Regions from separate parts of the Homo sapiens genome. Here region 2 is linked to region 1. A link is an interaction called in ENCODE POLR2A ChIA-PET data of the cell type or tissue named here. Cell type or tissue: IMR-90. All regions are shown on one strand. Links, peaks and the distances in the headings refer to the core of each region. The heading gives the core; the rest is flanking DNA.

What was found. ChIA-PET counts read pairs that join two places held together with the same protein. Peaks named below come from ENCODE experiments on the same cell type or tissue, not always from the same donor. Only the 100,000 strongest peaks of a DNase experiment are listed, where the experiment ranks them.
Region 2: POLR2A ChIA-PET joins it to region 1 with 15 read pairs; 6 of 35 experiments call an interaction of 5 or more read pairs at or near these places.

What each region holds. Positions count from the first base shown.
Region 1 is chr7:75,923,292-75,935,947 of GRCh38, reverse strand. All of the region lies in intron 1 of POR (cytochrome p450 oxidoreductase), which reads right to left. It also overlaps the pseudogene RPL7L1P3. Among named protein-coding and RNA genes, the nearest start is that of SNORA14A, 14 kb to the left of the region's middle. RefSeq lists enhancers at 533-1,361, 7,352-7,411. In IMR-90, for the core only: no CTCF peak of the experiment used is centred there; a DNase peak (open chromatin) is centred at 1,317.
Region 2 is chr7:76,000,955-76,018,268 of GRCh38, reverse strand. STYXL1 (serine/threonine/tyrosine interacting like 1) reads left to right here. Exons shown (of 9, transcript NM_001317785.2): 5 at 4,382-4,527; 6 at 12,865-13,010; 7 at 14,414-14,511; 8 at 17,267-17,314. Among named protein-coding and RNA genes, the nearest start is that of TMEM120A, 15 kb to the right of the region's middle. RefSeq lists enhancers at 9,604-9,783, 16,964-17,314. In IMR-90, for the core only: no CTCF peak of the experiment used is centred there; a DNase peak (open chromatin) is centred at 6,648; H3K27ac peaks cover 1,738 bases.

The sequences.
Region 1 (12,656 bases), core at 1-8,000:
GAGAGAGGTTTACAACCCCTCCAAGCAAAGACGTTCTAATAAAGGAGTCTGAACATAGAATGCGCTATTGGGGGAGTGGCTCCCCATCATGGGAGATGTGTCACACGAGGCTGGGTCACAAGGACTTAATGACAGAAAGTGCCTGCACACCAAGGGCCTGGGAACAGACCAACCAAATTAATATTAATTAATCTGAGCTGGCTGATTGGTGATGATGCCTGGTGAAAAATCCCAAGTGTCTGACCTGAGTTAATAAATACAGATCTCTGTCTTTGAAACACACACACACACACACACACACACACACACACACACACACACACACACAAGCCCCGAGCAGCCCTTGGAAAAAGGCAGGAAGGGAGAAGTACCAACCCTCTCAATTAAAAAACCGGTCCCTCCAGCCAGGCGCAGTGGCTCAAGCCTATAATCCCAGCACTTTGGGAGGCCGACGGGGGCAGATCACCTGAGGTCAGGATTCGAGACCAACCTGGCCAACATGATGAAACCCTGTCCCTACTAAAAATACAAAAATTACCTGGGCATGGTGGTGGGTGCCTGTAGTCCCAGTTACTTGGGAGGCTAAGGCAGGAGAATCGCTTGAACCCAGGAAGTGGAGGTTGCAGTGAACTGAGATAGCGCCAATGCACTCCCACCTCGGCCTCCCATAGTGCTGGGATTACAGGTGTGAGCCACCGCACCTGGCAGACAGTCATTAAATCTTAAAGCTCCCAAATAATCTCCTTTTGACTCCATGTCTCACATCCAGGGCGTGCTGGTGCGAAGGGTGGGCTCCCAAGGTCCTGGGCAGCTCTGTCCTGGTGGCTTTGCAGGGTTCAATCCGAGGCTGCTCTCACAGCCTGTGGCTTTTCCAGGGACAGGTTGTAAGATGCTGGTGGATCTACCATTCCGGGGTCTGGAGGACAGTGGCCCCCTTCCCACAGCTCCACTAGGCAGTGCCCCAGTGAGAACTCTGTATGGGGCCTCCAGTCCCACATTCCTCTCCTACCAGAGGTTCTCGGTAAGGGGTCTGCCCCTTTCCCAGGCTTTCCCATACATCCTCTGAAATCTAGGTGGAGGCTGCCAAGCCTCCCTCACTCTTGCATTCTGTCCACCCACAGGCTCACCACCACATTGAAGCGGCCAAGGCTCATGGCTTTCACCCTCTAGTGTGGCAGCCTGAGCTGTATCTGGGCCCCTTTGAGCCAAGGCTGGAAGCTGAATGGCCAGGGATGTGAGGAGCAGTGTCCTGAGGCTGTCCCTGGCACTGGGCCTGAACCACAAAGCATTCTTCCCTCTGAGGCCTCCACAACTGTAATGGGAGGGGCTGCCGGGAAGGTCTCTGAAATGCCTTCAAGGCCTTTTTTTCCCCACAGTCTTGGCTATCAGCACTTGGCTCCTTTTTAAATCTACAAATCGCTCTAGCAAGCGGTTGCTCCACAGCCTGCTTGAATTCTCTTGAAAAAGTTTTTTCTTTCTGTCACATGGCCAGCCTGCAAATTTTCCAAACTTACATTCCGCTTCCCTTTTAAATATAAACTCCAACTTTAAGTCATTTCTTTGCTCCCACATCTGAATGTAGGGTAGTAAAAGCACCCAGGTCACCTCTTTTTTTGTTGTTGTTGTTCACTCTGTTGCCTCGGGTGGAAGCTGGATCTTGTTATAAGGGAATTATACAAACCCAAACCAAACTGTGAGACGTTGACAAAGACACGGCCTCACATTTTCAAAAATGTTAAGGCCATGAAAGATAAACAAAGACTGAGTGATCTAAGACACACACACACACACACACACACACACACACACACACACACACACACACTCTGAGGTCTTGGACCAGGAAAAAAACATATTTTTTCTGATGTAAAAGATATTAACGGCAAAATGTAAAGAAACTCTATGATTAGACAACACAGGATATCAATGTTAATTTCCTGCTATTGATCACTGTATTTTGCTTACCAAAAAAAAAAAAACTGTCCTTGCCTTGAAGAAAATACACACTGAAGTACTTAGGGGTAACCAAGTATCTTGGTCATATCTGCAACTCATTCTCAAATAGTTCAAGAAAAAATATATCTACACACACACACACACACATTGATAAAGCAAATATGGTAAAATATTAACAATGGGGAAATCTGGGTAAAGGGCGCTCAAGAATTGTTAGCACTGCTGTTGCAACTTTTTTGCAAATCTGAAACTATTTCAAAACAAAAAGTTAAAATTAAATACAGTTCAAGAGACCTACTGAGGCTGGGTGCGGTGGCTCACGCCTGTAATCCCAACACTTTGGGAGGCCCAGGCAGGTGGATCACCTGAGGTCAGGAGTTAGAAACCAGCCTGGGCAACATGGTGAAACCCCCATCTCTACTAAAAATACAAAAAATTAGCCAGGCGTGGTGGCAGGTGCCTGTAATCCTGGCTGCTCCAGAGGCTGAGGCAGGAGAATCGCTTGAACCTGGGAGGCAGAGGTTGCAGTGAGCCGAGATCGCGCCATTGCACTCCAGCCTGGGCAACAAGAGTGAAACTCCGCTCAAAAAAAAAAAAAAAAAAAAAAAAAAAAAACAAAGACCTATTGTATAACATGGTGACTATAGTTAGTAGCAATGTGTTGTACTCTTGAAGACTGCTAAGAGTAGATTTTAAGTGTTCTCACCACAAAAAAAGGTGTGAGGTAATGCATATGTTAATTAACTCAATTTAGCCATTCTACCAGACTTCAAAACAATATGCCATACACTATAAATATATACAACTTTGTCAATTAAAAAATTTAAAAGCATGTTTAGTGAAGAAAATGTGCTATATTTTAAAACATAAAATTAAGGAAAACATAATCCAAACTCTTATTTGGTTTCATTCTACCAGTTTTTTACATGCATATTACAGGACATACTTTTCCTTTTTTTTTTTTTTTCAGATGGAGTCTCGCTCTGTTGTTGCCCAGGCTGGAATGCAGTGGTGCCATCTCGCTCAGCTCACTGCAACCTCCACCTCCCGAGTTCAAGGGATTTTCCTGCCTCGGCCTCTGGAGTAGCTGGGATTACAGGTGCCTGCCACCATGCTCGGCTAATCTTTGTATTTGTAGTAGAGATGGGGTTTCACTATGTTGGCCAGGCTGGTCTCAAACTCCTGACCTCGTGATCCACCCACCTCGGCCTCCCAAAGTGCTGGGATTACAGGTGTGAGCCACCGTGCCCGCCCATGTTTTTAACATGATCGGTCTTATACTACATATAATTTTGTTCTACTTTTCATATATTAAATTGTGAACATTTTCTTGTTATAAATTCTCAAATGTCATTATATTTTCACTATTACAATGTCAAGTTACAGTGCATTTTCTAGTACAGAAAAAAAAATTAAAACTGTTTTTAAAAAAGTCATGAAAAACAGGATTGATATATTTTCAACATAAGTCTTTGTAAGCCACTGATAAGTTCCTTAAAATAGAAATTCTGGCCAGGCGCAGTGGTACATGCCTGTAGTCCCAGCACTTTGGGAGGCCGAGGCAGGCAGATTGCTTAAGCTCAGGAGTTCAAGACTAGCCTGGGCAACACAACAAATCCCTGTTTCTATAAAACAATACAACAATTAGCTGGGCGTGTTGGTGCACACCTGCAGTTCTAGCTACTCGGGGGGCTGAGGCATGAGAATCACTTGAACCTGGGAGGCGGAGGTTGCAGTGAGCCAAGACTGCACCACTGCACTCCAGCCTGGGCAGACAGAGACAGAATTTGTCTCAAAAAAAAAAAAAAAGAATTTCTGAATTTGTCTTAGAAATATTTCTGAATCAAAGGGAACAAATATTTTCAAGGTCCCTGACTTACTGTCAAATTATTTTTCAAAAAGCAATTTATTTTCAAAATTTCTCTGCAGCTCTTCCTCTTCAAGGCACGCTGCTAAGCTGAAGAGACGGGAGCAATTCCACAAAGCACTGTGTGCACAGAGGCCTAGCAGCAGGTGGAAGGATGAAAGCTGAAACACAGGAATTAATAAGCACTTAAGGGAGGCCATGACACCTGTGCCCCAGCAGGGAGGGCAAACTGAATCGAGTAGTGGCCTCAGCTTTTCTGGTGGAAGACACATCTTTATTTCCTTGCCAAAATAAACAGAACAGATGGTGGGAGCCGGTTCATGTGTGGGTGAGTCTGGTAGTGGTTAAGGAGGGCTTCCTGATGGAAAGGACTCAAAAGGGAAGGAGACAGAGTGGGGAAGAGCACACACCAAGGCCAGAAGGGAAAATAGAGTCACGGCTTTAAAAGGAAAAACAGGCCAGGTGCGGAGGCTCACACCTGTAATCCCAGCACTTTGGGAGACCAAGGCGGGAGGATCACTTGAGGACAGGAGTTCGAGACCAACCTGTCCAACGTGGTGAAACCCCGTCTCTACTAAAAATACAAAAAAATTAGTCGGGTGTGATGACAGGCGCCTGTAATCCCAGCTACTCGGGAGGCTAAGGCAGGAGAATCGCTTGAACCTGGGAGGTGGAGGTTGCAGTGAGCCAAGACTGCACCACTGCATTATAGCCTGCGTGAGAGAGGGAGACTGTGTCTCAAATAAATAAATAAATAAATAAATAAATAAATAAATAAATAAATAAAATCACACAATAAGTGGCCCTTTGTAACTGGTTTCTTTCACTTAGAATAATGTCTTCAAGGTCCATCCACGTTGTGGCATGCATAAAAGCCCTTCATTCCTCTTCATGCCTGAGTAACATTTCATCGTATGGATATACCACATTTTGTTTATCCATTCAATGGGTGATGGATACTTGGATTGTTTCCTTTTGGGGGCTGTTATAAATATTGTTGCTGGACAGGCACAGTGGCTCATGCCTGTAATCCCAGCACATTGAGAGGCTGAGGCGGGAGGATGGATTGAGGCCAGGAGTTTGAGACCAGCCTGGGTAACATAGTGAAACGCCATCTCTACAGAAAATTAAAAAATTAGTGAGGTGTGGTGGTGCACACCTGTAGTCCCCGCTACTCAGGAGGCTGAGGTTAGAGGATCACTTGAGCCCAGGAATTGGGGGTTACAGTGAGATATGATCCCAACACTGCACTCCAGCCTGGGTGACAGAGCAAGACCCTGTCTTTAAAAAATAAATACATAAGGGCCGGGCAAGGTGGCTCATGCCTGTAATCCCAGCACTCTGGGAGGTCGAGGTGGGCGGATCACCTGAGGTCAGGAGTTGGAGACCAGCCTAACCAACATGGAGAAACCCTGTCTTTACTAAAAATACAAAATTAGACGGGCGTGGTGGCACATGCTTGTAATTCCAGCTACTTGGGAGGCTGAGGCAGGAGAATCACTTGAACCCGGGAGGTGGAGGCTGCAGTGAGCCAAGATCGTGCCACTGCACTCCAGCCTGGGCGACACAGCGAGACTCCATCAGTATAAACGTTTTCTATTTCCTTGTTTACATTTATTTATTTATTTTATTTTATTTATTTTTAGACAGGGTCTTGCTCTGTTGTCCAGGCTGGAGTGCAGTGGTGCAATCATAGGTCACCACAACCTCTACCTCCCAGGATCAAGTGATCCTCCCACCTCAGCCTCCCGAGGAGCTGGGACTACAGGTGCACACCACTACGCCTGGCTAGTTTCTGAATGTCTCTAAAACAAGGGTTAGTACCCCTTGGTTCTTAAGAAAAAGCACTCAGAATTGCAGAAGAGAGAAAGGCCTGCCTAGTCTACACAGCACTGTGTTTACTACAGGCTCACTAAGGAGGAGCCAAGCAATGCAACCAACGTTCACTCAACACCTACTACGTGCCAAGCACCCTGGCTAGGCACCTTCTACAATTTCTTTTGATTCATATGATAAACCTGTTTAGAGAAATATTATTTCACCCATTTTACAGACTCAGATTCAAAGCCCTAAGGACCAAGCAAGTTACTGAAATTCCCACAACTTACAGAGGGAGATTTAAAGACCTTGTGGGACCCTCTCTGTCACTTCTTGTTGCAACCCTAGACAAGGAAGGGGTGACCCAACTCCTGGCCCATAATGGTCTTGATGGTTCTCATGCTGGCTACTGTCACCCCACATTCAGCTAGTAGTGGGCTGTGCCATTCAGCAAAAACAGAGTTTCTACTAGTGCATAGAGGACCACGGAGTCACAGGGGGTGCTCTGGGCGACAGCTTCACCCACAGAACAGGTATTGGTCAGTGGCTTCCTTCGGTCCAACAGGTGGTTTCAAATCAGCTCTTCCACAAGCTGACAGGGAACAATGGTACTAATGAGACAGACAAGCCAGATGGCCCCTGGGCTGAGGCCTCAGAGGGCACCGTATTGGTCATTCCTTCCCCAGCGTTGCTTGCGTTTCACCTTGATGTTCGGTCATTGCTATGCATTCAAGGCAATCACATGTGTATTGAGGCCGGGCGCGGTGGCTCACACCTGTTATCCCAGCACTTTGGGAGGCCAAAGTGGGAAGATCACCTGAGGTCAGGAGTTCAAGACCAGCCTGGCCAACATGGTGAAACTAAAAATACAAAAAGTAGCTGGGCATGGTGGTGCATGCTCTGTAATCCCAGCTACTCAGGAGGCTGAGGCAGGAAAATCACTTGAACCCAGGAGGCGGAGGTTGCGCTGAGCTGAGATCGCACCACTGCACTCCAGCCTGGGCGATAGAGCCAGACTCGGTCTCAAAAAAACAAAAAAAGTGTACTGAGCACCAACTCTAGGTCATCTCTGTGACCTGTGCTTGGATATTCACAGCATGTGTTTAAATTCTAGAATGTGGGCAGTAGGGTTACTAAAAACCCACAACATGAACAAGTCAGTAATAATTAGATCCCATCGCTATGGTGACTAAGGACGGTCATGCGGTGTCTATAAAAGCATCATAATTATTATACCATTTACAAGATTGCCCATACAGAGCTTTCTATTGCCCCATGTTGTCTTACAAGGAAGACAAAATCCTTTGGTGCTGGCCTGACATTGTACTATGCCTGCTGCTCGAGACAGGTACACTAGGTTACCCAAGATGCTCCTTTAGACTGAGGGCTTAATGCTCCATTTCTCAGACACCACCAAGAGAGCTGCGTACTTGCCGGCAGCTAGCTGTGGAGATGTGCTTGAGTTGGGAGAGCCACAGCTCTGCTGCACCCACTGGGGCTTCCTGTTAGAAAAGAGACCCACCACATCACACAGTACACCTGCATGAGAGGCTAGAGGGAAAGTCCTCCAGGCCACAGCACTAGAAAAAAGTCCTCCTGGGCAGTGACCCACATCACATGGCTTCAAGCTGAACTCTAAGCAACGTCTAGTGTGGGCAGGGTGACTCCGCTAGGCCCTTGGCCTCCATAAGGTGACTCAGTGGTTCAAGCAGCTTTTTCTCTTGTCATTCCACCATCTCAATGTTCAACTTCCGGGCCGTCCTGATGGGAAGAAGATTGCTGGAGGGCCTGGCCCTGGCTCTTAAATGCTTCCATCCAGAAGTGACATACGTGACTTCCTCTCACAGGCCATTACCCGAAGTTAACTTCAAGAGGGCTTAGAAATGTGTGGGAGCCCAGAAACACGCAGTGAACATACGTCTGCTGCAGGTGTCCACGACTAGCTCAAGATGACAGGGAACTGGAGGCACAACTGGTGGGAGTCTAGTTGCTCAAGAACTCATGACCTATAAACCTGATTTTTAAAAACTGAGATAGAAGCCGGGTGTGGTGGCTCACACCTGTAATCCCAGTACTTTGAGAGGCCGAGGCGGGTGGATCACAAGGTCAGGAGTTCGAGACCAGCCTGGCCAACATAGTGAAACCCTATCTCTACTAAAAATACAAAAATTAGCTGGTATGGCAGTGTGTGCCTGTAATCCCAGCTACTTGGGAGGCTGAGGCAGGAGAATCACTTGAACCCAGGAGGTGGAGGTTGTGGTAAGTGAAGATTGTTCCACTGTACTCCAGCCTGGGCAACACAGCAAGACTCCGTCTCAAAAAAAAAAAAAAAAAAAAAGAAACCTGAGATAGAGACTGGGAGCAGTGGCTCATGCCTCAGGCCGAGGAGGGCAAGATCACTTGAGGTCAGGAGTTCGAGACCAGTCTAGCCAACATGGTGAAACCCCGTCTCTACTAAAAATACAAAAATTAGCTGGGTGTGGTGGTGGGCACCTGTAATCCCAGCTACTCAGGAGGCTGAGGCAAGAGAATCACTGGAACCCGGGAGGCAGAGGTTGCAGTGGGCTGAGATTGGGCCACTGCACTCCAGCCTGGACCACAGAGCGAGAGTCAGTCTCAAAAAAAAAAAAAAAAAATTGAGACAGAATTCACACACCATAAAATTCATCATTTTAAAGTATAAAATTCAGTGGTTTTCACTATATTCACCCATTGTGCAAGCATCACCACTACCAGATTCCAGAGCATCTTCATACCCTCAAAAGGAAATCCCACACTCATCAGCAGTCACTCCCCACTCCTGACCTGGTTTTTGTTTTTTGGGGTTTTTTTTGTTGTTGTTTTTTTTTTGAGACAGGGTCTCACTCTGTCAGCCAGGCTGCTGTACAGTGGCGTGATGACAGCCCAGCCTCCTGCGTTGCTGGGACTACAGGCACCCACCACCAAGCCCCATTAATTTTTTGTTAAGATACGGGGTTTCGCCATGTTGCCCAGGTTGGTCTCAAACTCCTGGGCTCAAGCCATTAGCCCACCTCAATCTCCCAAAGTGCTGGGATTACAGGTGTGAGCCACCAAGCCCGGCCCTGATTTGTTTTTAACTAATGAACAGTGTTTTAACACTGCTCTGACATACAGGAGCTGTAATTATCACAAAGGTTAAAGGACCTTGTCCAACATCAGGGAATCGATAAATGGTGGAACCAGGATTCAAACCCAGACCAACTGTCTCCAGAGCTATTCTATCAACCATCTGTCTGCCCTTCAAGACCTTTTTAGGACATGGCAAAGTTACAGGTAGACGCAGCCTCACTGAATGACCTGGGGTTCATTTTGCAGCTGACATCCTGGCCACATCATCAGATGACAGCATTACCCAAGATGAAATAATCCCTGCAGAAGGACACAGGATTGGTCTCGTGTCTGGGTGGAGCTATCCTGCACCTCTGTAACCCTGGTGCTCATCAGACTTTGCATAACATGAGTGCTCAATATTTGTTTTTGTTTTTTTGAGACAGAGTTTCGCTCTTGTTGCCCAGGCTGGATGGAATGCAATGGCGCAACCTCAGCTCACTGCAACCTCTGCCCCCCGGGTTCAAGCGATTCTCCTGCCTCAGCCTCCCAAGTAGCTGGGATTACAGGCATGCACCACCACGCCCGGCTAATTTTGTATTTTTAGTAGAGACAGGTTTCTCCATGTTGGTCAGGCCGGTCTCGAACTCGCGACCTCAGGTGATCTGCCCGCCTCGGCCTCCCAAAGTGCTGGGATTACAGGTGTGAGCCACCACACCTGGCCAGCACTCAATATTTGTTTGCTGAATGACTAAATGAACAGAATCTCCCAGACCAGAGTCAATGCTTCTCCCTCAATGGCACAGCACACTGGCCCTTCAGCCAGGAGTATCGGAACAGAGCCGTGCTGCTTTCTAAGACCTCGTGGCTCTGCCTGCAATCACCTACTAAAGGGCAAGAAACCAAGCCAAGCTTTTCAAATATCACAGGAAAAATAGCAGGGGTCCAGGTACAGTGGCTCATGCCTGTAATTCCAGCACTTTGGGAGGTCAACAGGAGGATCGTTTGAGCCCAGGAGTTTGAGATCGGCCTGGGCAACATAGCAAGACCCCATCTCTGCAAAAAGAAAGAAAAACTCGCCAAGCATGGTGGTGTGTGCCTGTAGTCCCAGCTACTTGGAAGGGCTTAAGGAGTTTGAGACTGCAGTGAGCAATGATCCTGGGTGACAGAGCAAGTGTCCTGCCTTAAAAAAAAAAAAAAAAAAAAAGAGAGAGAAAAGAGAAAGAAAAAAAAGCAGGACACTGTACGTGGGAGGTACTAAGAGCTTCAGAACCTTCACTTTGGACTGGCTGCCTCTCACTCTGGCACAAGATCGCTCCTCACTCTGCCAGATTCTCAAGCTTCACTCCTGCCTGCTAAAATAATCGCTCTGATTCCATTCTCTTGCTCACACCTCCCAAAGAACTGCCCTTACAGAATTTACAACCGAGCCTGAACCTCTCAGCCTCTTACCTAGATGGGACCCAGAAAGGGTCACCTGTGGGAACACTCCTGTTCTTGAAAACAGTGCCTCCACCCTGGCCTAGGCCAACATCATCTTTCATCTTGTTGGTCTTTTCCACACACAAAAGTAGTCCCAGCACCTCGAAGAGAGCTTGGCACATACGTGGTGCTCTACAAATACTTGCTGAGTACATGGGCTGCTGACCACTGCTTTATTCAATGATCCTCGTGTAAAGGCCCAGGGAAAAGCACTTTTTAAAAAAAATTTAAGAGATGGGGTCTTGCTCCATCACCCAGGCTGCAGTGTCGTGGTGCAATCATAGCTTACTACAGCCTTGAACTCTCAGGCTCAAGCGATCGTCCTGCTTCAGCCTCTTGAGTAGCTGGGACTACAGGTGCACACCACCATGCCTGGCTAATATTTTAAATGTGTATTTTCTTGTTGAAGGGACAGGGTCTCTCTCTCTCTCTCTTGCCCAGGCTGGTCTCAAACTCCTGGCCACAAGTGATCCTCCTGCCTCAGCCTCCCAGAGTGCTGGGACTACAGACATGAGCCATCGCGCCCAGCTGAAAAATACTAATGAGAAACTGGTCAGCTTCCTTTTTCCAATAACTGCTATGTAACCCCATCCTTCTTTGCCTTGGCATCTAGGAAGCTCTGGGCAGAGCTGTGTGCTCAACCACAAGAGCTTCCCTGGACTGCTTTTTGACACCATCACCTCCCAGAGTCCTTTTCTCAATTACTAGGCTCTCAGCTTTCAGTTCCCCCTCTGGTTTTTGGTTTGGTTGGGGAAAGCATGGAAAGTGAAATTCAACAAACTCACAACCCAGTTGAGCTATAAAAGACCAACAGACCTTGGTTCAAAACCTAGATATGCCACCTATGCACTCTGGGATCCTGGGCACACGATTTATCACAGTCCGTCTCCGGGATGACCATGCTCACAGTGCTACGTTGGTTACATGAGACATAAACACCCAGCGCAGACACTCAACGGTTACACTCAACTCCTTTTATTTTCATTAGAATTTTCTATTATTTATTTATTTGGGGAATTTTCTATTTTTCATTTATTACTGTATATTTTGAGATGGGGGTCTCACTCTATCACCCAGGTTGGTGTGCAGTGGTCTGATCATGGCTCACTGCAGCCTCAACCTCCCTGGGCTCAGGTGATCCTCCCACCTCAGCCTCCCAAGTAGTTGGGATGACAGGTACACACCACCACACCCAGCTAATTTTTAAACACTGATGTTTAAAAACACTAATTTTTAAATAGAGATGGTGTTTTGCCATGTGGCCCAGGATGGTCTTGAATTCCTGGGCTCTAGTGATCCGTCCACCTCGGCCTCCCACAGTGCTAAGATTATAAGCATGAGCCACTGTGCCAGGCCCTAGGATTTTTAAAATAAACAAATTTATTCATGTCTTCAGCATCCAGGTAACTGATCTAGAAAGATTTAGAGTCAGAATATTCTTCTTCAATTATAAAATGATTACTGAATAAATTATCAACTACAGAAGGAACTTGAGACACAATTTTTCTTTTCTTTTTTTTTGCAGAGACAAGTGAGCATTTATTTTTGTGCCTTTCTTCCTATGTATATTTCAAGCCTTTTTCAAGGCCCCAGGAATCTCCGGATTCAATTATGTCCCCGGGCTTGGTCGACTGCTGCAGGACTCTTAGGGAGCCTTGTACAAATGCTAGAGTTACTCATTCACCAACATTAAACCCTAGGATAGAAGATGCAACAAAGCAAGACTCCTTTCTCCACAAAATGTGATTTCAGACAAGGCAGCAGCCAACGTAGAAAACGCTGGAATTTTTCCTTGGAACTGGACTGTGATGAGAGGTGCCGCCATGAACGTAAGCTACTGTCTTTTCTTTTCTTTTTTTTTTTTTTTGAGATGGAGTTTCGCTCTTGTTGCCCAGGCTGGAGGACAAAGGTCTGATCTTGGCTCACCACAACCTCCGCCTCCCGGGTTCAAGCGATTCTCCTGCCTCAGCCTCCCCAGTAGCTGGGATTACAGGCGTGTGCCACCACGCTCAGCTAATTTTTGTATTTTTAGTAGAGACGGGGTTTCTCCATGTTGGTCAGGCTGGTTTCGAACTCCCGACCTCAGGTGATCTGCCCGCCTCAGCCTCCCAAAGTGCTAGGATTATAGGCGTGAGCCACCGGGCCCGGCCAGCCACTGTCTTTCCTTTGACCCTTCCTTTACAGTTTTTGAAGATAAAGCAGGAAATAATCTTCTCTGAAGATACTTGATAAAAATTCCACCCCGCCCCCAAAAATAACACAAGCTTCCAGTTCATTGATAAAAATTTACTGTAGTTTGGCACCTGGCTCTAGTTCAGCTGGCGGATGAGCTGATTGATGCACACACCCCCAAGAAGATGGAGGTGTGCCAATCTCCTTCAGAAAGTCCACTATTTTTGGTAGCATGACAGTCCACTGAGAGGTGGAAAGGGGACAAGAACCATGAGATCTCCTGGAAATGCTT
Region 2 (17,314 bases), core at 5,581-13,580, 77 kb before region 1:
GAAATGAGTGGTTAAGTGGAGCTGGGAGTTTGGGGAAAAACGGGTGTGGCTGATTAGTGGTACAGGGTCCCTTGTAGGGGTGATGAAAATGTTCTAAAATTAGGCCGGGCACTGTCGCTCACACCTGTAGTCCCAGCACTTTGAGGGGCTGAGGTGGGAGGATTGCTTGAGCCCAGGAGTCGAGACCAGTCTGGGCAACATAGTGAGACTCTGTCTCAAATAAATACTAAAAATAGAAGAAAACATTCTAAAATTGATTGTGGGGGATGGTTGCATAACTCTGAATATACTAAAAGTCACTGAATTGTATATTGAACCCATCACCCAGGTAGTGAGCATAGAACCCAATAGGTAGTAGGTAGTTTTTCTTTTTTCTTCTGTCTTGCCTTTTTTTTTTTTTTTGAGATGGAGTTTTGCTCTTGTTGCCCAGGTTGGAGTGCAATGGTGTGATCTTGGCTCACTGCAGTCTCTGCTTCCCCTCAGCTTCCCAAGTAGCTGGGAATACAGGTGCGCACCACCCCACCCGGCTATTTTTTTGTATTTTCAGTACAGACAGGGTTTCGCCATCTTGGCCAGGCTGGTCTCAAACTCCTGGCCTCAGATGATGCACCCGCCTTGGCCTCCCAAAGTATTGGGATTACAGGTGTGAGCCATCGCGCCTGGCCCCAGTAGGTAGTTTTTCAACCCCTGTCCCTCTCTCTCTGTCCTCCTCGTATTCTTCAGGGTGTGTTGTTCCGCATCTTTATTTCTATATGCTTCTGATGTTTAGCTTGCACTTATAAATGAGAACATGTGGTATCTGGTTTTCTATATCTGTGTTAGTTCGTTTAGGATGATGGCCTCCAGCTCCATCCATGGTGCTGCAGAGGACATGATTTTGTTCTTTTTTTATAGCTGTGTAGTATTCTGTGGTATATGTTAACCACATTTAAAAAATCCAATCTGGGGCCGGGCACGGTGGCTCATGCCTGTAATCCTAGCACTTTGGGGGGCCAAGGCGGGTGGATCACTTGAGGTCAGCAGTTTGAGACCAGCCTGGCTAACATAGTGAAACCCCGTCTCTACTAAAAATACAAAAATTAGCTGGGCATGGTGGTGCATGCCTGTAATCCTAGCTACTCGAGAGGCTGAGGCAGGAGAATTGATTGAACCCAGGGAGGTGGAGGTTGCAGTGCGCCGAGATCGTGCCATTGCACTCCAGCCTGGGCGACAAGAGCGAGACTCCATCTAAAAAAAAATTAAATAAATAAATAAATAAATACAATCCGTTGTTGATGGGCCCTTGAGTTGATTCTATGTCTTTGCTGTTGTCAGTAGTGCTGCAGTGAACATATGGGTGCAGGTATCCTTTTGGTGTAACAATATATTTTCTTTTGGATGTGTACATAGTAATGGGATTGCTGGGTTGAATGGTAGTTCTATTTTTGGTTCCTTGACAAATCTCAAACTCCTTTCCACAGGGGCTGAACTACTTTACATTCCCACCAACAGTATGTAAGTGTTCCTTTTCTCCATAGCCCTGTCAACATCTATTATTTTTTGGCTTTCTAATAAAAGCCATTCTGACTGATGTGAGAAGGTTATCTCATTGTGGTTTTGATTTGCATTTCTCTGATGATTAGTGATGTCAAGCATTTTTTCACGTTCGTTGGCTGCTTGTATGTCTTTTGAAAAGTGTCTGTTTATGTCCTTTGCCCACTTTTTAATAGAGTTGTGTATTAGAGTTCTCTAGAGGGACAGAACTAATAGGAGATATATATATGTGTGTGTGTTTTTATATATATACGTGTATATATATGCGTATATATGTATATATGTGTATATATGCGTATATATGTATATATGTGTATACGTATAGATATACGTATATATACACACATACGTATATACGCTATATATGTGCACACATACGTATAGATATACGTGTATATATACACACATATGTATAGATATACGTGTATATATACACATGTATGTATAGATATACATATATACACACATACATATAGATATACGTATATCTATACACACATAATTATATATATGTATCCCTATACATGTACATATGTATAGATATACATATATCTATAAATGTACATATGTATATACTTATATCTATACATGTACATATGTATAGATATATGTGTGTGTATATATATGCGTGTATATGTAGATACATGTGTATCTATATATATGGGAGTTTGTTAAGGAGTATTAACTCGTGTGATCACAAGGTCCCACAATAGGCTGTCTGCAAGCTGAGGAGCAAGGAAGCCAGTGTGAGTCCCAAAGCTGAAGAACTTGGAGTCCAATGTTTGAGGACAGGAAGCATCCAGCAAGGGAGAAAGATGTAGGCTGGGAGGCTAGGCCAGTCTAGTGTTTTCATGTATTTCTGGTTGCTTTATGTTGTAGCTGTACTGGCAGCTGATTAGATGGTGCCCACTCAGATTGAGGGTGGGTCTGCCTCTCCCAGTCCACTGACTCAAATGTTAATCTCCTTTGGCAACACCCTCACAGACACGCCCAGGATCAGTACTTTGCATCCTTCAACCCAATCAAGTTGACACTCAGTATTAACCATCAGAGGTTGTTTGGTTTTTGCTTCTTGATTTCAGTTCCTTATAGATTTTGGATATTGGATCTTTGTTGGATGCATAGCTTGTGGATACTTTCTCCCATTCTGCAGGCTGTTTGTTTACTCTGGTAGTTTTTCTTGCTGTGCAGAAGCACTTTCGTGTCCTTAGGTCCCACTTGTCAATTTTTGTTTTGTTGCAATTGCTTTGGAGGACTTAGCCAAAAATTATTTGCCAAGGCCAATGTCAAGAAGGGTATTCCCTAGATTTTCTTCTAGGATTTCTATAGTTTTCAGGTGTTACATTTAAGTCTTTAATCTATCTTGAGTTGATTTTTGTATATGGTGATAGGGGTCCAGTTTCATTCTTCTGCATATGGATAGCCAGTTATCTTAGTACCATTTATTGACCAATAAGTGGGAGTCCTTTCCCCTTTCCTGTTCTTTGAGACAAGGTCTTGTTCTGTCTCCAAGGCTGTAGTGCAGTGGCACGACCATTGCTCACTACAGCCTCAACCTCCCTGGCTCAGGTGATCCTCCTGCCTCAGCCTCTCTAGTAGCTGGAACTGCAGGTGCCCGCCACCACACTCAACTAATTTTTTGAATTTTATTTGTGGAGGCGGGGTCTTTCCATGTTGCCTAGGTTGGTCTCAAACTCCTGGGCTCAGGCAATTCTCCTGCCTCTGCCTCCCAAGGTTCTGGGATTATAGATGTAAACCACCATCCCCAGCCTCCATTGCTTATTTTTGTCAACTTTGTTGAAGATCAGATGGTTATAGGTGTGTGGCTTTATTTCTGGGTTATCTATTTTGTTCCATTGGTCTATATGTTTTGAATTGCACACTTTAAATGGGTGAATTGTGTGATACACAACATACAGTTGACATATATATGTGGTATAAATATAATATATACATGTATATAATATGTAAACCATATGTATGCATATGAGTGGTTAACGAGCTGGCAGTTTCTGTAAACTCTGAGATATATGTATTGTATGACATCATACAATACATATATCTCAGAGTTTGCAGAAAAGAAGATTAACTTAGGCTGAGCACACCTGTAATCTCAGCACTCTGGGAGGCTGAGGCAGGTAGATTGCTTGAGCTCAGGAGTTCAAGACAAGCCTGGGCAAAAAAGTGAGACACTGTCTCTACAAAACAATACAAAATTTAGCCAGGTGTGGTGGTGCGCACCTATAGTCCCAGCTACTCGGGAGGCTGAGGTGGGAGGATGGTGTGAGCCCAGGAGCTGGAGGTTGCAGTGAGCCGAGATTGTACCACTGCACTCCAGCCAGATGGAGTGAAGCCCAGTCTCAAAAACAAAAACAAAAAAAACCCGGTGGTAAGCTACTTTTAAAATTTTAATATGATGCATCTCTATACTTGCTTCAGCTTCCTAAATAATTGCATTTCAAGCCGGGCATGGTGGCTCACGCCTGTAATCTCAGCACTTTGGGAGGCCGAGGCTGAAGGATCACCTGAGCTGAGGAGTTCAAAACCAGGCTGGCAAACATGGTGAAACCCTGTCTATACTAAAAATAAAAAATTAGCCAGGCATGGTGGGCGCCTGTAGTCCCAGCTACTTGGGAGGCTGAGGCAGGAGAATCGCTTGAACCCAGGAGGCAGAGGTTGCAGTGAGCCGAGATCGCACCACTGCACTCCAGCCTGGGCGACAGAGTGAGACTCTGTCTCAGAAAATAAATAAAATAATTGCATTTCAGAAGAAAGTGGTCATCTATCCCAGCTCTAGACCAATGGCAGATACACAGGAGACATTCATGTCTTTGGTCTCCACTCTCAGATCTTGTGCCTCAAGCAGCCATTGAGTATGGCAGGATCCTGACCCGCCTCACCCACCACCCCGTCTACATCCTGAAAGGGGGCTATGAGCGCTTCTCAGGCACGTACCACTTTCTCCGGACCCAGAAGATCATCTGGATGCCTCAGGTAGGGCCAAATGCTGAGCACAGGCAGGCCCAGACGGGAAGGATGGGCCTAGAAACTGACTTGTGGGTGACTGAGTGGGAGAAACAGGAGGATGGGACAGAGGATATAGAGAAAGTGGAGGAGATTCTGTCTATACTAAAAACACAAAAATTAGCTGGGCGTGGTGGTGCGTGCCCATAGTCGTAGCTACTAGGGAAGCTGAGGCAGAAGAATTGCTTGAACCCAGGAGGCAGAGGTTGCAGTGAGCCAAGATCATGCCACTGTACTCCAGCCTGGATGACAGAGTAAGACTGTCTCAAACAAAAACAAAAACAAAAACAAACAAAAAAAAAACTAGATCTGGACTCCTGGCAGCCCTAAGTTCATGTCTGCAGCCCAGTCTCCCCCATCTCCTCCACTTTTTTTTTTTTTTTTTTGAGACGGAGTCTCGCTCTGTCGCCCAGGCTGGAGTGCAGTGGTGCCATCTTGGCTCACTGCAAGCTCTGCCTCCCAGGTTCACGCCATTCTCCTGCCTCGGCCTCCCAAGTAGGTGGGACTACAGGCGCCCACCAGCACGCCCGGCTAATTTTTTGTATTTTTAGTAGAGACAGGGTTTCACCCTGTTAGCCAGGATGGTCTCGATCTCCTGACCTCAAGTGATCCACCTGCCTCGGCTTTCCAAAGTGCTGGGATCACAGGCGTGAGCCATCCTGCCCGGCCACAGTTCTTTATAAGGAACTGATGGCTGTCGGGTTGAAACAGTGAGCAAAGGTGGACCCATTCAGAGGGCAGGCTGGATGGTGGACCGATACCAAGGTCAGAAAGGCAGGGGCATGGCGGCTCGAGACCACCTCTTTTTTCTTGGCTGTCTGATTCCACAAATCCTAGCTGGATCCAGAGGATACAAAAATACACAAAAGTGGGAAGGATTGGTCAGGCACGGTGGCTCACGCCTATAAGCCTAGCACTTGGGGAGGCCAAGGCAGGAGGATTGCTTTAGCTCAGTACTTTGAGACCGGCCTGAGCAATATAGTGAGACCTTGTCTCTACAAAAAAATCAATAAATGGAGCTGGCTGTGGTGGCTCACGCCTATAATCCCAGCACTTTTGGAGGCCAAGCTGGATGGATCACTTGAGCTCAGGAGTTTGAGCCCAGCCTAAGCAACATGGCAAAACCCTGACTACCAAAAATACAGAAATTCACCGGGCATAGTGGCCCACCTGTCTTGTAGTCCCAGTTACTCAGGAGGGTGAGGCAGGAGAATTACTTGAACCCAGGAGGAGGAGGTTGCAGGGAGCCGAGATCACACCACTGCACTCCAGCCTGTGTGACAGAGTGAGACCCTGGCTCAAAAAAATAATTTAGAAAAGAGATGGGTGGATTGCTTGAGCCCAGGAGGTCGAGGCTGCAGTGAGCCGTTGCCATGCCACTGTACTCCAGCCTGGTTGACGAAGCAAGACCCTGTCTCCAAAAAAAACAAAAAGAAAATCAGCCAGGTGTGGCGACTCACACCTGTAGTTTTAGCACTCTGGGAGGCCAAGGCAGGAGGATTGCTTGATCTCAGGAGTTCAAGACCAGCCTGGGCAGTATAGTGAGACCCCCATCTCTATTATAATTCTTTTTTAGTAGAGACAGGGTTTCACCATGTTGGTCAGGCTGGTCTCCAGCTCCTGACCTCAAGTGATCCACCTGCCTCAGCCTCCCAAAGTGCTGGGATTAGAGGCGTGAGCCACTGCACTCAGCCTATTTTTTAATACAAAAAGAGAATCAGATATTAAACCCCTTTGTCCATCACCTAGCTCCAAACATTGTCAACTCATGGTCAGTTTTGTCAAAACAAAACAATTTTGAGATTCCAGTTTCTGCTGATGACTGGTCCTGTCTGTAGGGGAGGCAGTGGCTGGAAGCTGGACTGTGTCAAGGGACGCCCCGGGTATCTGGAGCCCAGAGAAGGGGCACTTGAGCTTCCCAGAGCCAAATCTGACGGAGGAGGAGATTTCGAGGAAGAGAACTGGGTGGAGTTGTCTAAGGCTAGCACCAGACTATGCAGAGATTTGCAGGCAGGGCCTGGTCCCTGGAGAGTGCCGTGTACAGATGTCTGGCTTATTGAAGCGTCTGAACACAATGGAATGTAAACAGAAAGTGGTTTTAACTTTTTCTAACAGTTGCCTTCAGCTGTGTTCCCCTTCCTGCCCTTAGCAACATCGTGAGCAGATTCCATACTTTCTGGCCACTTTTGGTTACAAAAAACTTCAATCGAAATCATAGTATAGAATGACTGGGCAAATGTGACTATTCACAGGATGTTTGACTGTGTTTAGGAATTGTTGCTTTTCGAAGGTTGTAGTGACATTGTTATGGTTATTATAAAGTACAAGTCCTTATCTTTTAGAAATACAGAACAAAATATTTACGGGTGAAATGACGTGATGTCTGGAATTTCCTTTCAAATAATCTGGGGTGAGGTGAGAAGGCAGTGAGGGTATAGAGGAAACAAAATTGGCCAATGAGTTGTTAATGTTTGAAGTTGGGCGATATATACGTTTTAGAGACAGGGTCTCACTCTGTTGCCCAGGCTGGAGTGCAGTGGTGCAATCATAGCTCACTGCAGCCTCCACCTCCTGGGCTTGGTATCCTCCAGCCTCAGCCTCTTGAGTAGGTGGGACTACAGATGCATGCCACCACAGTCAGCTAAGTTTTAAAATTTTTTGCAGATACAGGGTCTTGCTATGTTCCCCAGGCTGGTCCAAAACTCCTGACCTTAAGCAATCCTCCTGCCTTGGCCTCTCAAAGTACTGGAATTATAGGCATGAACCACCACACCTGGCCAACTAGTGTATAGTTTTGAAATAATGTTAAAGGAAGTAAAAAGACAGTCTAGTAGAAGCTAGGGCGGTTTAATGTTCCAACCTCAAATCTGAATCAAGTCTCATCTCTTCCCATGCCCTAGAGCTGGGCAGCCTAGGGTTTGCTGGGGGCACTCAAAGTAGGGAGGGATGGGGGTTAGCTTTAAGGACAGCTGCTCTCTTCCCCTCTTCTGGGCAGAGTACCTTTGGCAGTAGGGCCCAGAGTGGACCTGTCTGTGTGCCTGGCTGCGTGTTAGTGGTGGGAAAGTGCCTGCTCTCTGGCCCCGTCTGGCTGTGTGAGCTGCTGGTAGCCTCTGCTGCTGGGTTTCTCGGGACCCAGCTCAGCCTCACCCTGGCTCCTTCTGGGGCTGAGGATCTCCCAGAGAACGCAGCCAGTGGTGACTCCCTTCAACCCCTGCCAGGCATCTCCTCCAACTTCCTCCCCTTAACTTGGAAGCCCATGACCCGTCCCCTGCCCCGCATGCCCACATTCCTTCACCGGAATCGTAGAAGGCAGGGACTCATGCCTGAGGTCAGACATGTTCCCAGATCCAGGGTATGCATGCCTGGCTCCCAAAGACATCCCTTTCTTCCACTGAGATAACAGCACTGTGAATTTCAGCTCAACAGGTGTACAGTCAGTTAAATAAAGGAAGTAAAGACAATCAGTCTAGTATAAGCCAGGGCAGTTTAATGTTCCAGCCTCAAATCTGAATCAAGTCTTATCTTGATTGGAACTCCTCCTTGCTCCTCCTTGCTCTTGGAGGAGCACCCTGGCTTTGCAGGGTGCAGAGAGATTAATTTCTTCTCTGCAAACCCTACGCTGCTGATAACTCATCACTGCCACCTCCTCATTTCTGAAGCTTTAGTAAGGTGTAATTGACATGATGAACTGCACATATTTAAAAGGCCCGGTATGGTCCGTTTTGACAGTTGCATATTCCTGAAACTTGCCTTTGCTCCTAGTCTAGTCACATTGGGAAGAAGGCGCAGGGTTGTGGCTAGGGTAGCTGTGAGGGTTGGATTGGGTTACTTGTTTGCAGCTGTCTTTAGAATGTAGGTGACTGGCCAGCTGTGGTGGCTTAAGCTTGGAATCCTAGCACTTTGGGAGGTCAAAGAGGAGGTGGAAGGATCACTTGAGTCCAGGAGTTTGAGACTAGCCTGGGCAACATAGTAAGACCTTGTTTACACAAAAATTTTTTTAAAAGGCTGGGCTTGGAGGCTCACGCCTGTAATCCCAGCATTTTGGGAGGCCAAGGCGGGCGGATCACGAGGTCAAGAGATCAAGACCATTCTGGCCAACATGGTGAAACCCCATCTCTACTAAAAATACAAAAATTAGCTGGGTGTGGTGGCACATGCCTGTAATCCCAGTTACTCAGGAGGCTGAGGCAGGAAAATCAATTGAACCCGGGAGGCGGAGGTTGCAGTGAGCTGAGTCACACCACTGCACTCCAGCCTGGGTGACAGAGTGAGACTCCATCTCAAAAAAGAAAAAAGAAGAAAGAAAGATTTAGGAGGTAGCACCGATCAGACATGAGGGCATAGGAGAGAGAGGGGGCTGGGATGATGCCCTGGTTTTAGGCGTGGGTGACGGGGGCTGTGATGTGGTTCATTCTGGGGAACACTCGGGAGGGGGCGGGGTGGGGGAAGAAGGAGGTGGTTTTGGGGGAAGGCAGTGTGCCCAGTTCGGGCATATTCATTTGAGATACTGGTTTCGTTTGCATTGTGTCACTGAGCATTTACACACATTCTACAGTACAGTGTGTTTTTATCCACATCACACCCTCTTCCCAGCCAAACCCACACAACCGCAGAAAAGGAAGCTGGTTTAAAAACAGCAGGAAGAGGGGTTGATAGATTTGCTATGGGATTTTTGTGGGGTTTTTTTTGTTTTGTTTTGTTTTGGTTTTTTTTTGAGATAGCATCTCTGTTGCCCAGGCTGGAGTACAGTGGTACAATCTGGGCTTACTGCAACCTCCACCTCCTGGGTTCAAGTGATTCTCCTGCCTCAGCCTCCAGAGTAGCTGAGATTACAGGCGTGTGCCACCACGCCTAATTTTTATATTTTTAGTAGAGATGGGGTTTCACTATGTTGGCCAGGCTGGTCTTGAACTCCTGACCTCAGGTGATCCACCTGCCTCAGCTTCCCAAAGTGCTGGGATTACAAGCATCAGCCACCATGCCTGGCCTTTTAGCGAGATTTTTAAGTGGAAATTGAAAGGGGGATTTCATTTGGCACCAGCAAGCTGAGCGTCCATCCGGGTTAGGGGCAGCCCACATGCTGGAGTAAATTGGGCCTGCCCGCAGGCAGTGGGGGGTCATGCATCTCCGTGTCACAGGCTGGAGAACTGGCTCAGCTTGGTGTCTGTTCTTTACTAATGGCTTTCGAAGCTGGTAGCTTGGGAAGGATGTGGGCTTGCAGAGGGTTCACTGCCGTGGGGAAGGGAGTGAGATGTGCTGAGTTCAGGTGGCTCTGAAGGACCCACACGCCTGAGGTCCTTAAAATGTTATTTCTGAGTCAGACTTAGAGCCAGGGGACTTTTGGAACTGATTTTGATCTTTGGCAAAGGTCAGCATTTTCTGTGGTGTAATAATGGAGAAAGTGGTCTCTAATCAGAGCCTCATGGAAACATCAAGTTATCCAGTTGGAGTGGATTTCTCTACTGCAGAGCTTCTTTGAGATTTTTTTTTTTTTTTTTTTTTTTTTTTTTTTGAGATGGAGTTTTGCTCTTGTTGCCCGGGCTGGAGTGCAATGGCACAATCTTGGCTCACTGCAGGCTCCACCTCCTGGGTTCAAGTGATTCTCCTGCCCCAGCCTCCCGAGTAGCTGGGATTACAGGCGTGCACTGTCACACCTGGCTAATTTTTGTATTTTTAGTAGAGACAGGGTTTCACCATGTTGGTCAGGCTGGTCTCAAACTCCTGACCTCAAGTGATCCACCCACCTCAGCCTCCCAAAGTGCTGGGATTATAAGCATGAGGCACTGTGCCCGGCTATTTTTTTTTTTTTTTTTTTGAGAGACAGGCTGGAGTGCAGTGATGCGGTCATAACTCTCTGTAACCTCAAACTCCTGTGGGATCCTCCCACTTCAGCCTCCTGAGTAGCCGGGAGTACAGCCATGTGCCACCATGCCTGGCGAATTTTTTATTTTTTGTAGAGACAAGGGTCTTGCTGTGTTACCCAGGCTGGTCTTGAACTCCTGGGTTCAAGCGATCCTCCCACCTTGGCCTCCCAAAGTGCTGATATCACAGGCATGAGCAGCCACTGTGCCCAACTTCTTTGAACCTTTGATTGCTAATGTACGTGTTGTTTCCGAGAGAGGAATCATAGATACAGCTGTCCGTTTGTACAGTTGTCCAGTATCCATGGAGGTTGGTTCCAGGGCCCCCAATAGATACCAAATCCTTGGATCTTCAACTCCCTGATACAAGATGGTGTAGTATTTGCGTCTAACCTAAGCGTATCGTCTCGTATACTTTATTTATTTGAGACAGAGTCTCACTCTGTTGCCAGGCTGGGGTGCAGTGGCATGATCTCATCTCACTGCAACCTCCACGTCCCAGGATCAAGTGATTCTCCTGCCTCAGCCTCCCGAGTAGCTGGGACTACAGGCATGCACCATCATGCCTGGCTAATTTTTGTGTTTTTCGTGGAGATGGGGTTTCACTCGTTGGCCAGGTTGGTCTCAAGCTCCTCACCTCAGGTGATGCGCCTGCCTCGGCCTCCCAAAGTGATGGGGTTACAGATGTGAGCCACCTCACCTGGCCCCTCTTGTGTATACTTTAAATCATCTCTAGATTATTTATAATACCTAATACAATGTACATGCTATGTAAATAATTGTTATACTGTATCGTTTAGGGAATAATGACAAGAAAAAAAGTCTGTACATGTTCTGTACAGATGCAACCATGAATTATTTTTCTGGATATTTTTCATCCAAGGTTGCTTGAATATATGGATGTGGAACACACAGATTGCATTTGGTTATCTGAACCCCTGAACCCTTTTCTCATAGTGCCTTATGGGGGACTAGTGTTTCTTAGAACACACTTTGGGAAATGTAGAGATAATCCTTGTCTGTGTTTCAAATAAACGAAAGTTTTTTGTTGTTGTTGTTGTTGTTTTGTTTTTTTTTTTTTTTTTTTGAGACGGAGTCTCATTCTGTCGCCCAGGCTGGAGTGCAGTGGCACAATCTCAGCTCACTGCAAGCTCCGCCTCCCAGGTTCATGCCATTCTCCTGCCTCAGCCTCCCAAGTAGCTGGGATTACAGGTGCCCGCCACCATGCCCGGCTAATTTTTTGTATTTTTTAGAAGAGACGAGGTTTCACCGTGTTAGCCAGGATGGTCTCGATCTCCTGACCTCGTGATCCGCCCACCTCAGCCTCCCAAAGTGCTGGGATTACAGGCTTGAGCCACTGCGCCCGGCAAACGAAAGTTTTAATGATAACTTTGGACCTGGAACTCAGGAAGCTCCCATTTAAGTAGGTGTCTTGTTCTCTCTACCCCTCTGCACATACACTGGCTTCATTTCTGGGCATGCAGGGTGGCTCACATGTGTATCCCAACACTTTGGGAGGCTGAGGCAGGAGGATCACTACAGGCCAGGAGTTCGAGGACAGCTTGGGCAACATAGTGAGACCCCATCTCTACAAAAGATAAAAGTATCAAAATTAGCTGAGTATGGTCATGCGCACCTGTAGTCCCAGCTACCTGGGAGGCTGAGGTAGGAGAAGCATTTGAGCCCAGGAAGATAAGACTGCAGCGAGCTATGATTGAGCCACTTGCACTCCAGCCTGGGTGACAGAGTGAGAGACCCTGTATCTTTAAAAAAAGAAAAGAAAAGAAAAAGATGGGTTGAGCACAGTGGCTCACGCCTGTAATCCTAGCACTTTGGGCAGCCGAGGCAGGTGGATTACTTGAGGTCAGGAGTTCAAGACCAGCCTGGCCAACATGATGAAACCTCCTCTCTCCTCCTCCACCTCCTCCCTCCTCCTCCTCCTCCTCCTCTCTCCTCCTCCTCCTCCTCTCTCCTCCTCTCTCTTCCTCCTCTCTCCTCCTCTCTCTTCCTCCTCCTCTCTCTTCCTCCTCCTCCTCCTTCTCTCTCTCTCTCGATGCTTAAATTCTGGTGGTCTTAAGAGAGCTGTCCCTCTCCATCCTCCTGAGCCCCCAGTACATGCTGGGTTGTTACAGTTCTGGGCCACAGCGTCCTCACTGCAACCTTTGTGCACCTGGCCAAGTGTAAACAGTTGCCACGGAGGGAATGGACACCAGTGCTGAGACCCAGCGCTCTGCACGATGAGGCTCAGTCCTTTCGTCATGACTCGCCCTGTGCCACCCCATGCAAGTTACCGTGTGCCAATCTCTTTCAAAGTCTGGATCTCCGTCACATTCACTGTCCTGGAACTGCCCTTTTACGCTCGTTTGCTGAGCTGTGTTTCAAGAGATAGACATCCCTCTTCCCTGAGGAATATGCTCATAGCTGCCTTTCTCCCTCCACACTTCAGGAACTGGATGCATTTCAGCCATACCCCATTGAAATCGTGCCAGGGAAGGTCTTCGTTGGCAATTTCAGTCAAGCCTGTGACCCCAAGATTCAGAAGGACTTGAAAATCAAAGCCCATGTCAATGTCTCCATGGATACAGGGCCCTTGTAAGTAAAGAGAAACTACTGATTTATATTTCATTTTATTTTTTATATAATATTTAAATTTATTTTATTTATTTTTTTTAATTTTATTATTATTACACTTTACGTTTTAGGGTACATGTGCACAATGGGCAGGTTTGTTACATATGTATACATGTGCCATGTTGGTGTGCTGCACCCATTAACTCGTCATTTAGCATTAGGTATATCTCCTAATGCTATCCCTTCCCTTTAGTTTTTATTTTATTATTATTATTTTTTGAGACGGAGTCTCACTCTGTCACCCAGACTGGAGTGCAGTGGCACAATCTCGGCTCACTGCAAGCTCCGCCTCCTGGGTTCACGCCATTCTCCTGCCTCAGCCTCCCCAGTAGCTGGGACTACAGGCGCCCGCCACCACGCCCAGCTAGTTTTTTGTATTTTTAGTAGAGATGGGGTTTCACCGTGTTAGCCAGGATGGTCTCGATCACCTGACCTTGTGATCATCCCGCCTTGGCCTCCCAAAGTGCTGGGATTACAGGCATGAGCCACCGCGCCTGGCCTATTTTATTATTTTTTGAGATGGGGTCTTGCTCTGTCACCCAGGCTGGAGTGCAGTGGCACAATCTTGGCTCACTGCAACCTCCGCCTCCAGGGTTAAGTGATTCTCCTGCCTCAGCCTCCCCAGTAGCTGGGACTAAAGGTGTGTGCCATCATACCCGGCTAATTTTTGTAGTTTTTAGTAGAGACAGGGTTTCAAAATGTTGCCTGGGCTGGTCTCGAACTCCTGACCTCAAGTGATCTGCCTGCCTTGGCCTCCCAAAGTGCTGGGTTTACAGGTGTGAGCCACCATGCTTGGCCAAGATAGGTACTTAAAAAAATTTTTTTGGCTGGGTGTGGTGGCTCACACCTGTAATCCCAGCACTTTGAGAGGCCAAGGCGGGTACATAAGCTGAGGTTGGGAGTTTGATGACCAGCCTGGCCAAAATGGTGAAACCCCATCTCTACTAAAAATATAAACATTAGCCGGTTGTGGTGGCACATGCCTGTAATCCCAGCTACTTGGGAGGCTGAAGCAGGAGAATCGCTTGAACCTGGGAGGTAGAGGTTGCAGTGAGCCGAGATCGTGCCACTGCACTCCAGCCTGGGCAACAGAGCGGGAATCTGTCTCAAACAAACAAAAAAAAAGACAAGGGTCTCGCTATGTGATCCTCCCATCTCTGTTTCCCAAATTACTGGGCTTATTCATGAGCCACCACACCCAGCCTGGATGTTTTTTTCCAGGAGAGGTTGAGTTACCTGTGCACATTCCCCCTTACACAAGCTCAGCGTCCTCCCTGTGGCCCTTCTGCTGTGATGAAAACCCCACAATGGGGATGCCTGCATTCTGCATTCCACCTGATGACCTGTGTGGTCCTTCCGTGTAGTTTTGCAGGCGATGCTGACAAGCTTCTGCACATCCGGATAGAAGATTCCCCGGAAGCCCAGATTCTTCCCTTCTTACGCCACATGTGTCACTTCATTGGTAAGGAGCGTTCCTTGGCCGGGTAGCAACTGGCCTGTGTCTGGGAAGCAGAGGGGCAGTGGAGCCTCCTTCACAGGCTTATTCTGGACCGTGATTTCCCCATGCTCTAGAGAGAAAGGGCCCAGCTCGGCATATGCTCCATCTGGGTGGGACAAGCTCCAGGACACGTCCAACTTCTGGGGAGCCCTCAGTGAAACGAGCAACCGTGGTGTTTACCTCGGGGGCAGTGGGGCCCAAGGCTCTGGCCCTGGCTAGATGGCTGTGCCCTTCTGGGCTTGTTGTAAAATGAGAGTGATGGCTACCCACAAGTGCACATGCTCATGGAGGCTCTGGGCTGAGCTCTGGGGACCAGTAGTAAATCTATCTCTCTCCATCCCCGCCTTCATCCTTGGTCTGTGGGATGTCGGTGGAATGGAAGGAAGACTACAAAGCTCTTTCAGTTCTGACTTCCAAGATTTTCTTTGTTTTTGTTTGTTGGTTGGTTGGTGGAGTTGGGGTCTTGCTATGTTGCCTAGGCAGGTCTTGAACTCCTGGCCTCAAGCGATCTTCCTACCTCAGCCTCTCAAGGTGCTGGGATTATAGGCATGAGCCACCACACCCAAGTGATGCCCACCAGTTACTTAACTCATCAAGAGTGGATTTTTTACTCATTCCTGGGGCTCCAGATTGCCAGAGGAGAGTAAGATCTGTAGAGAGAGCAGGGCTGAGTCAGGTCAGAGTCCCCACCCCATGCCTGCCTGTCTGGCACCAACAGCTCCTGGCCTGAGCCACTGTACCAGGGGCTGGAGCATGGCATTTTGGCCCAACCATCCCTTATTTTAAATTTTATTTTTCGAGACGGGGTCTGGCTTGTTCACCCAGGCTGGAGTGTAGTGGCACAATCTTGGCTCACTGCAATCTCTACTTCCTGGGCTCAAGCAATCCTCCTACCTCAGCCTCCCAAGTAGCTGGGACTACAGGCATGCACCACCACGTCCAACTAATTTTTGCATTTTTAGTAAAGATGGGGTTTTGCCATGTTGCCCAAACTGGTCTTGAACTCCTGAGCTCAAGCAATCCACCCACCTCAGCCTCCCAAAGTACTGGGATTACAGGCGTGAGCCACCACACCCAGCCCCAACCATCCTTTATTTGCCCAGTAGATGTCAAATGTTGCTCAACCAGGGCCTGAGGCTGAGACTTCCCATGTGTCCCACCTCGAGATGGCAGAGCCTTGTGGCCCAAGGAGGGACCCCATCTAGCCTGCCTCCCTGGGTAGCACTGAGCCAGTCAATAAATTAAACTGCATGCTCAGTTCCTTTATTCAGATGGTGAGGAAGGTGGCCATCGTCATCTCTGCGTCCTTCTTCAGCCCTGGCAGTCTGTGATTTTGCACTTGGTAGGCTTATCTTCAGTTCCTGAGGGTTGCCAGACCAGCCTCGGGTGCCAGCTTAGATTTCCTCTCCCTGGGCAGGACTCACAGCTTCAGGGGTGCTGTGATTAGAGCTGATATTTCTGTGCCAGGCACTGGGCTCAGCACAGAACAAAACCAAACTGTATGAAGTAGGTAGTATACTGTGATCCCGTTTTCCAGATGAGGACACCGTGGCCTCAAGTAACTTACCCTCCAGCCCGGGCAACATTGTGAGACCCCATCTGTACAAAAAAGTTAGCTGGATATGGTGGCACATGCCTGTGGTCCCAGCTACTCAGAAGGCTAAGGCGGAGGGTTACTTGAGCCCAGGAGTTCAAGGTTGCAGTGAGCTGTGATTACACCACTGCGTTCCAGCCTGGGCAACAGAGCAAGACCCAGTCTCTAAAATAAAATAAATAAAAATAGGCTGGGCACAGTGGTTCTTACCTGTCATTCCAGTACTTTGAGAAGCCAAGGTGGGCAGATCACCCGAGGTCAGGAGTTCAAGACCAGCCTGAACAACATAGTGAGACTGCATGTCTATATTGAAAAAAAAAAAAAAAAAAAAAAAATCAGGCGCAGTGGCTCATGCCTATAATCCCAGCACTTTGGGAGGCCAAGGCAGGCAGATCACCTGAGGTCTGGAGTTGGAGACCAGCCTGGCCAACATGGTGAAACCCCATCTCTATTAAAAATACAAAAAATTAGCTGGGCGTGGTGGCAGGTGCTTGTAATCCCAGGTACTCGGGAGGTTAAGCCAGGAGAATCACTTGAACCCAGGAGGCAGAGGTTGCAGTGAACTGAGATTGTGCCACTGCACTCCAGCCTGGGCAACAAGAGTGAAACTCTGTCTCAACAAAGAAAGAAGGAAAGGAGAGAGAGGAGTAGAGAGGAGAAGAAAGGGGAAAGAAGAGAGGAGATGGGGGAAGGAAAGGAAAGGAAGTAACTTGCCCAAGCCCCACGGCCAGTGAGTGGCAGTCAGGATTGGCACTCAGGCTACACTGGCTCTGTCAGCTCCTGACTGTTTTTGGGATGACGATGGTCCTGTCCGCCCCATACTGGGAGGCCAGTTGGTAGCAGAGCTTCCTGGGCTAGAAACCTGGAGTTCAGGAGAAGGTCTTTGCCTGGTGATGCTGGTTGCCCAGGCATGATTCTCTGGAACTTCCAGCCAGGTCTGAGGGATGCCCACTTGCTAGACAATGAAATGGGCTCCCAGAGAAATCATGGGACTTGCCGAGGTCACGTGGGCTGGTTTTGAACTCATGCTTGGACCACGGGCCCATGGAGGCCAGTGTCTGACAGCAACCCAGGCCCACAGGGAGGAGGGCCAGGCATGACCCAACCCCCCACTTCTTTTTGCAGAAATTCACCATCACCTTGGCTCTGTCATTCTGATCTTTTCCACCCAAG